2 separate regions of the Homo sapiens genome follow, and region 2 is linked to region 1. The links are chromatin contacts, found by Hi-C or POLR2A ChIA-PET in ENCODE. All regions are on one chromosome and are shown on one strand. The core of a region is the stretch at or near the end of the contact, and the rest is flanking DNA. Distances in the headings are between cores, read along the strand shown. Region 1 holds the start of HBEGF (heparin binding EGF like growth factor). Region 2 holds the start of IGIP (IgA inducing protein).

What was found. A loop is a pair of places that touch in the nucleus more often than their neighbours do. ChIA-PET counts read pairs that join two places held with the same protein, here RNA polymerase II (POLR2A). Pooled maps may share reads with other maps.
Region 2: a pooled map shows a loop between it and region 1 (2.1-fold over the local background). The contact joins the promoter of IGIP here to the promoter of HBEGF in region 1. A Hi-C loop is called at or near these places in 1 of 168 maps with a recorded cell type or tissue (naive thymus-derived CD4-positive, alpha-beta T cell), 1 of 37 single-sample maps with no recorded cell type and 6 of 50 pooled maps. POLR2A ChIA-PET finds 5 or more read pairs at or near these places in 6 of 52 experiments (HEK293, HEK293T, MCF 10A and 3 more).

The regions. Positions count from the first base shown.
Region 1 is chr5:140,343,841-140,348,397 of GRCh38, reverse strand. It overlaps HBEGF (heparin binding EGF like growth factor), which reads left to right and starts at 1,795. Exons shown (of 6, transcript NM_001945.3): 1 at 1,795-2,115; 2 at 2,314-2,487. The coding sequence starts at 2,070. RefSeq lists silencers at 1,511-1,560, 1,601-1,880.
Region 2 is chr5:140,123,595-140,128,151 of GRCh38, reverse strand. IGIP (IgA inducing protein) reads right to left here and starts at 2,215. Exons shown (of 1, transcript NM_001007189.2): 1 at 1-2,215. PURA (purine rich element binding protein A) reads right to left here. Exons shown (of 1, transcript NM_005859.5): 1 at 2,533-4,557.

The DNA.
Region 1 (4,557 bases), core at 546-3,045:
AAGGCAGGCTGGGGCAAGAGAGCAGGGTGTGACTCTGGCGAGGGTGGGGGAAAGGGGGTGATTTGACCATGTGTCAGGAAGTGTTTCTCTCCACCCTCCCCTGGGGAGAGCCTTGACCCCAAGGTGGCTTTGTTTTGGGGAAGCAGGTGGCCAGGCAGCTGCTGAGGGAGGGCAAAGTCATGGCTTGGGCGGTGACCATGCACTGAGGTCCTAGGCCCGATACTCATCACCCAAAAGGATAATCTAACAGTGGCTCTTAGCCAAATAGGTGACAGGTGAGCTTCTGTCTGAAACCAGCCCAACTATATCATAAAGCCTCAGATATGGCCTAGGGGAAGGCAAGCGATCTAGAGAAGTGAGAGAAAAGAGGCCTCTAAGGAAATAGAGTGGTCAAGTGCTTAGTGATTATTATTAACAGCAACAATAATAATGGGTCACATTTATTGAGAGCTTATAGTGTGCCTGGCACTATACTAACTACTTTTATGTGTTCCCGCATTCATTTCTCAAAAAGCTCCCTACAAAGTAGTCATTATTATTATTGTTATTATTTTTTCCATTTGAGAGACGTCAAAACTGAGGCTCAGTGAAATTAAGTTTCTTGTCCAAGGTCACACAGTAAGTAGCAAAGGCAGGATTCAAACTCAGGTCTGTAGTGATTCCAGTGCACTATGGAAACCTAGGCCTAGGTTACTGGAGCAAGTTAAGAGGGCAGGGCCAGACTGACCCCTGCAAAGGTGGGGATAGGGAGGGACAGTGGGATAGACTGTGTATAAATAGCAGGCCTGTTTTTATCCCTACACACAGGCAGAATCCGGCAAGTGCTCTATCTGGCACAATTTCAGGGCTCTGAAAGCCAACCCAGCCCTGTGTCAAACAACTCTCTCCCCAGCACGTCCCTGGAAACTGAAATACCTACTGAGACACTCATTTCTTTGGGTCAGGACAGTGACTCCAGAAGACCCCTGCAAAAGCACATGGGTTGGAAGAGAAACACCTAGTGTCTGTGAAACAGCAATCTAGGTTAGCCAGCTGGGTCCTATGGGAGGGTGGCTCATTTTTTATGTTGAGGAAAAAGGTGGCAGTCAAAGGCAAGGAAAAGAATAAGGCTTGTTTCACAACCTGTGTCTCTCCAATCTCAGAAGCCTGGGAATTACAACCCATAGTTCAAAAATCCTAATGTCCCCTGAGGGAAGATGGGAGGAAGCCACTCCAGAGACTAAGAGAGTACTAACTTCCTTTGCTTTTGCTGGATTGATACTAAGTGCCTGCAACTTCAACTCTGGTTATCTCGGGTTTATGAGAACGGCTGGCATTCACGTGTCTAATTTTTAAATGATAGATGAATTAATTATTATTTGATACTTGCCGTGTTGGTAGGCCAAAAGGTGGGCTTCTGAAACTTAGAGGGTGACAGGGATGGAGACCCCTGGTATGGGGCTTAGATGAAGCAAGAGGCCAGGCCCGGAACAGAACTCAGCTCAGCAGTCAGTCACAAGGCTGCAGAGTGACAGGCGTTTGGGGAAAGGTAGGAACCGCTCTCCGCCACCTGCCGGTCAGTAGCCCTACCCACAATCAGGCCGCGGCTGCCTCGGCCTGGTCCCAAAAATTGTGAACGCCGCCCTCTCCTCCCGCCCAGTCCTCCGCCGCGCCCGCGGGGTCGGGGGCTGCGCTGCCGGCGCCGCGAGCCGGGCGAGCTTCCCAGCACGGGAGGAGGGAGGGGGCGGCGCCGGGCGGGGCGGAGCTTCCGCGCCTCCTGGAGCCTTATTCCCGGCCGCGAGCCGGGCAGCGCTCATTCGGCCGAAGGAGCTACGCGGGCCACGCTGCTGGCTGGCCTGACCTAGGCGCGCGGGGTCGGGCGGCCGCGCGGGCGGGCTGAGTGAGCAAGACAAGACACTCAAGAAGAGCGAGCTGCGCCTGGGTCCCGGCCAGGCTTGCACGCAGAGGCGGGCGGCAGACGGTGCCCGGCGGAATCTCCTGAGCTCCGCCGCCCAGCTCTGGTGCCAGCGCCCAGTGGCCGCCGCTTCGAAAGTGACTGGTGCCTCGCCGCCTCCTCTCGGTGCGGGACCATGAAGCTGCTGCCGTCGGTGGTGCTGAAGCTCTTTCTGGCTGCAGGTAAGAGGGCTGCCGACGCCCCCGGAGATCGGGGGGATGGGGGCGTTGTGCTGGGGGCATGGGGGAAGGTCGCCGCAGCGCACCCGGCACGGGCCACTTGGTGGGGCCCTTGCGCTCTGGCGGACGGGCGTCGGCATCGGTGCGTGTTGGTCAGGGGTCTGGGCGGGTGTCTGATGCGGCCTGGCCTCTCGCCCGCAGTTCTCTCGGCACTGGTGACTGGCGAGAGCCTGGAGCGGCTTCGGAGAGGGCTAGCTGCTGGAACCAGCAACCCGGACCCTCCCACTGTATCCACGGACCAGCTGCTACCCCTAGGAGGCGGCCGGGACCGGAAAGTCCGTGACTTGCAAGAGGCAGATCTGGACCTTTTGAGAGGTGGGTGTGGAGGCCCCCCATCCTTGGACCTTGGTGGGCTGTTGAAGAATAAGCAGATCCAAGATTCTTGCTGTTTGGGCAATACTGTGGGTTGAGGGTATTCATGGAGAACCTCGGGGAAAAGCTGATCGGCCTGATGGGCACTGGGGGATCCTGGAATATAGGTCCCACTCTCTCTCTCTTGTCATTGCCTCACCTGCTGGGTTGCTGCCCTTCTGGGTACTCCGGGGCAAATTGAATCAGACGTGTTGTCTGGGGTTGTTACGTTCTTCTTAGGTAAGCTGGGTGATAGGAACAAGGAATGGTTGAGATGCTTTCCCTAGAGCTACTATGTAAAAATGGGCGCCAGTTCTAATTCCCATATCAAATGACTATTATATATAAAATAGAGGTAACACATGCGGAGATGCCCAGGCACATCTCTAGAAAGTGTGCAGTGTTGGCCTCCTCCATCCACCTGTCTCCAGATTGGGGAAACAGAGGGGAATGAGGAGCTCTTGGCCGCCCTAGATGAGGCTGTGAATGGTGAGCACTGAGCCCCTAGGGGGCTGTATTAAAATGCTGGATATCTGTGAATGCTACCGGAAACCTGCAGCTTACTGAGCACCTTGCATTCCTGAGGAGACTCCAAATGGGGAGGGCTGTGTAGGATCCTCCAACCAGCCTCTTTGGCTGTGGCCAAGTACAGGTACAGGGCAGAGTCCAGAGCCTGCCAGCTCTCCTGCCTCCAAACCTGAGGAGATTATCCAGAGTAGAGCAAGGACTCAGCACTGTACCCTGGAATGACTATATTTGGTTGGACAGATGCCCACCTGTTCTAGTTCCACCTGCTCCTCAGCTGCCCTTCTCCCTCATTCCCAGGAGCTTTCCTTGGATACTCTCTCTACTTTGTATAAATCAAGCACATACTCCAAAACTGAGCCTGGGCTCCCATACTTCATCCTCTCCCAGTGGCCCTCTGGGGTTGCCCATGACCTGAACAGCCTGGATTCTCCTGGCCCTCTCCTCCTAGGCTGGGCAGGGCTGGGCTGTGACTCACCCCACCCCCACCCCCCACCCACACGGCTGCTCCTCTTACCTCTGCAGACCTGACTCACTGCTCCCTGTCCATGGCAGGAGCCTGGCTGTCACCCTGCACCTTCTCCCTCCCCTTTCTGATTGGCTTGGCCCCCCTGCCTTGCTCTCCCCGAAGCTCTGGTCACTGGGTTCCTCTGACCACCTGTATCACCTTCTGAGCTCTGAGGGGGCCTGGGACTGGATGAGAGGAAATGAAAGACTGTGGGGGCTGCTGGCACCTACTTCTCTTCCCTTCTTTTGGCTTTGCTGGGCAAGGACTATTTTTCAGGTCTGGGGATCCTACCACCTAAAATAAATGACTGCTACCATTTATTAAATTCCTACTGTGTTCTAGGCACTTGATATGTTATCCTGGCTAATGTAACACTTATAGCAACCTTTTGAGATAGTTACTTTGGCTATCCACATTTTACTGAGAACCTGAGGTTCAGAGGAGTTAAGTGACTGCCCACAGTAAATAGCTGAAATTGGAGCACAGGTCTATGGACTTCAGAGCCCATTCATGCCTGGATCAGCATCTCAGGTGCTCTAGACTTGTGAGAGGGAGGAGATGGGAGTGTGTGAGGCAGCTTGGTGTGGTGAGGAAGGACATTGGAGTGAAGTCCAGAGAACACAGTTCTAATCCCAATCCTGCATGACCTTGAGTAAGTCACTCTGCCTGCCATGAGTTTTTTCTTTTTTTCTTTTTTTTTTTTTTAAACATAGTCTCACTCTGTCACCCAGGCTGGAGTGCAATGGCACGATCTCAGCTCACTGCAATCTCTGCCTCCCAGGTTCAAGTGATTCTCCTGCCTCAGCCTCCTGAGTAGCTGCGATAACAGGCACACACCACCACGCCCGGCTAATTTTTGTATTTTTTGTAGAGATGAGATTTTTGCCATGTTGGCAAGGCTGGTCTCGAACTCCCGACCTCAGGTGATCCACCTGCCTCAGCCTCCCAAAGTGTTGGGATTACAGGCGTGAGCCACCGTGCCTGGCCACATGGTATTCTTT
Region 2 (4,557 bases), core at 966-3,465, 220 kb after region 1:
CTATAAAAATTTTACAAACTTGATTAGAAATTTCAAGATTATGATTCACAGCAGACAAATACAAACTGTATATTCCAACAATACCTATTCTTAGACTTTCAAACAGAGCACAACCATGTCAGCTGTGTTAACTAAAATTCTGAACAGTGTACTAAATTTATAAGTGGTGCTGGGTCTAGCAAGTGTAAATACACAGTATATTTCAATGAAAAGAATTGTCTTCTTTATACTTTATTTGTTTTCCCATAAGGAAACATTAATGTTTACATTCTTTAATAAAGTTAATCTTACATCAGAATATAACTTAATACTGTCAGCAACAGGGACCACACACAGTAAATAAGAAGCACATTTAAAATAAGTCTGATTTCACATAGATTAACATTTGTTGGTTAATAAAATATCGACAGTATTACAATCTTACAATATTTACAGTAAGAAAAATCTAGAGTAATATATACCTTTCACAGCAGGATTCCTTTTTTTAAAATTTCTTCCAGTTTGGGATTGTGTATACACAAAAAGCTCAAAATAAAGCAACTCTGCAATATAATCTTAAAATAATGGCTACTGGGGGAAATTCTATCACAACCATTGAAAATAATGGTGACTTCTCACGGAGTCTGTGGCATCTGAGAACCCAGTTAATTAACCAAAGTCTTGCTCATATTAGCCTCAGTTACCCAGATTAAAGCAGAACTCCGGCCTTCCCTGACTGCTGAAAACCCAACAGATTTTCTCAACATGCTATAAGGAAAGAGGAAAAATTGGTTTCAGCTCACACCTCATGGCTGGAAGCCTCTGGAAGCCTCCAGCCAGTGCACACTCCCCAACTTATGCTAAAAGAGGGCCAATTTCATCCCCACAGCATCACAAGAGTCCACCCTCCAACCACACAGTGCTCTGACACCAAGCTCACCCATTCCTCAACTCTTGTGCCTTAGGATAACACATGAACTTAGCCCACATAATACACACCAGCGTCTTAGAGACTTGAGACCAGGGCAAAGAAACAGACTAGTGTAGTTTGCACTGAGATCAGTAAGAAAAATGGGAAGTGATGCACATTTCCAATTAGAATGACAAGAAGAAGACCCACATCCCTAAACTGGAATTTGGCCAGGGCATCAGAGTTAGCACCCCCTCTCTGAGTACCGCTAGCGATTAGGATGTGTGCTCTGGGCCTCCTCTAAAAGAGAGCATCTACAGTAAGTAACACAGTATGGGACATTAGTTCAGTGACGACTGCCAAGAAAGCAGATACAATTCTTGAATCTGGGGCTGTCTACGGCACCTGAGGTCAATCATCCAAGCTGTGACCTGTCCCAACCCTGCTTACTTTAAGATATCTGATGGGCACAGAGCACTCAGGGATATGGCTGCTGGCTACTTTGGACTCTAGATCTCACAGGTAATCAACAGGTATCTGGGATTGAATTAGCAAACTGTACCATAGCTCCTTAAACAGACATTGTCAAGTCTGAAATCATGTCAAGCATGAATCTTCACTGTCAGGTCAGTAATCAAAGTGGGAGTCTTCCCACATCAGCCAAGGTTATTTTGTCAGAACCTTAGAGGAGTTGGACAGTTTTTCATGTTGCAAGTGATTGGTTTACTTATTTCAGTCAAGCTGGATTGGCAAACCAGACTGATTTATTTAGTGAGCTTTGTTTTTTTGATTCTTATGTGTGTGCTAACCCAAAGCTGTTGTATTTGGGCTAAATACACTGACAGAGAAAATTCAAACGACAAAAGTTTTCAGCAAACTTCTGTGGCATTTTTTCTTTTTGGAAGTAAATGCAAGATCTAAAGGTATTTCTACCCAACAACGTCTGTTTAAGTGTTTAATGTTATTTCCTTTTTGGTCCTATACAGAATGCTATGACTTCTATATAGGTCTGAATGCTGCTCCATGTAGATTCCTTCTGTATATCTAAAAATATATACTTTTCAGTAGTTCAATACATGGTTAATCTTCCCACAGAGGAAGATTTTTGTAATCACATGTTGCAAAGTAGAAAACATCTCCTTTCTAAGAAAGGAAATATACTTTCCTATTGTACACTTTTGAATAAGCCCAAAGGCATGCACCAAAAATCATTAATAAAACTAATACATGCAATAAAATGGTGTAGAGTTAGACTTAAAGTGCTGCTTCTCAATTTTTTTTAATTTGAAGAAGACATTTTGTCAGTTGTAGACTCAAAAATCTTTCCCCCACCCACCCTCCCCACCCCATGGCATTAAGAGAGAAAAGTAAAAAGTATGCATAAATCTTTTAACTATGCTTTACATGGGGGAAAGAACAGATGTATCAACTATCCTATATATCAACTGGATTCCCAGTTTTAAATAAAACCAATATTTACTGGTAAAAATTGTCAAAGCGAATACACGCAAACAAATGTTACTAGTAAATAAATGTTCTACATAGAGAATAATTTACTTTGGTTTTATGCGCCTTCTCAAAAATAACACTAGTGTCCCAACGTCACCAAACTGATGTGTTCCAGCAAAGTTGTAAGGCAAATCTTTTTTTCCCTAGTGACATCTTGTTTCCCAACAGACAAAACTAAAATCTTTTGGTGAGGAAGGGGTTAAGATAATGGCTAACCCCTTGGCATCCTGAGCATTGTGGTTTATCAAACTCTACCCTGCTAGAAATTGTCAGGCACCCTGACCCCTGCCTTGAACCAGGAAGGCTCCCATGTCTAGAGATGCCCTGACTCCTTATAAATAGCTTTCAGAACTTTGCTTTTTTCCCTTCTCTCTGGTTGTTATAATGTCTAACGAAGCTGGTTGCAATGTCACATTTTGCTAGTAGGGGCCACCATCTAACAATAATTCCAATATGAAAGGTTTTAAGCCAATAGTTGGTTCCTAATTTTATCAACGATTTGCACTAAAATTCTCTACAATTTACTTAGAGCAGAGATCTTTAACTTGGGTTTCAGAAGATGTGTGATGCCCCTGAAGTTGTATGCAAAATTATCCAGGGATGGGCATTTTTTTTTTCTTGGGTAGAGGATCCATCACACTGTCATCAGATTATCAAAGATATCTGTGACCCCCAAAAAGGGTTATAGGGACTTAGAGGGATACCCGTAATTCATTTTATACCAGGACTGGGAAATGGGGGCAGAAAACTAAAAATGGCCTCGAAAAAGGCCAGGGACAAATTGCTGATCTTTTCCCTTTATTCACATTGGGAAAATAAGTGCTTCAAACTGGAAAAATCATTAATTAAGCTGGTTAAACTCCATTAAAAAATAATCAAATCGCTTTCTAAATTTTTTTCATTTTCGATATGTGGTAAATTTTGTCTCCAAGAAAAGGTTTGGAGACTGAATTTTTCTCTTTTCCTAAAGGAAATTCATAGATAGAATGCTGAATATCATCCACATTTAAAGATTTGACAACATAAAAGTTAGATAACTCTTAATGATGTGAATCTTTAACTTATGATTTTGAGTAAAGGATTATCTAGAATCAAATATACACTTATTAATCTTCATTTCCCAAAATTGGTCCATATTTAGACAACTACCTGGCACAATTTCACTAGATAAACCTAAAATCTGAACAATGGAAGTTAAACTTCTACCCAAAGTAAAAACAAAGCCATAAGATTCCACAATTGAATTGGCCACAAACATTCACACTATGTTATAAAGGACTTTCTCATTTCAAATACATCACTGAATGTTCAACAGAATTTGCAAACATAAGATCCAGAATGACTAGCAAAACATGCTAAGAGCATGTCAAAAAGTAAAACACCACCTCTCCCCCCCCAATCTGGAAACACACTCAGGCATTCCAAAAATAAACCAGATCTGAAAAGAGGCCTCTCACTTGGTTTTAAGTATGAGGTGTGTACAAAGCTATGGGAAAGGGAATATAAAATGAAATAACCAAATAACTTACAAAAAATAATTTTAGCCAAAAACACATCTCTCTGTTCCATTGATAAAACTATCAATTTTTAAATTTTTTTGCAATTCTGAACACTGTGTTGCATAATATCACCAAGACAAAAAATATGTTCACAGGTACACTTTTTGTTATTTTCTTTCTAGAGCACATCTTTGAGGTCATAAGACCGCATCTGGTTAAAATAAAGTCTCTTGCCCTTGCTTCCCTTCCCCCTCAAAGTGATTCAACCCTGAATTCCAAAAAGGAATATTCAATATAACAACTTGAAAACCAGTTGTAACACTTAGACCATAAGGAAACTATATGAACATTATGGAAAACTACATGAAAGAGGGAGCTGCCACTTGCCACCCACTTCACTTCCAGCTTTTTAAGCATGTACCCAGCTAGACTCCTATCTCACTGACTTCAGTGAAACAAACTAACACACCAAATCTAGGCCATCTCAGGCTGGAAGTTAAAACTCGAAGACATCATTTCATATACACATACATATATATTCCCTATCCTAAGCTTTAACTTTGTCTATTTAAACAGTTTAATAAAGCTCACATTTACAAAGGATTTTATTGGCAAATAAAGGCCCATATTAAAAATTTTATCAGAACAAATTTTTGTTTT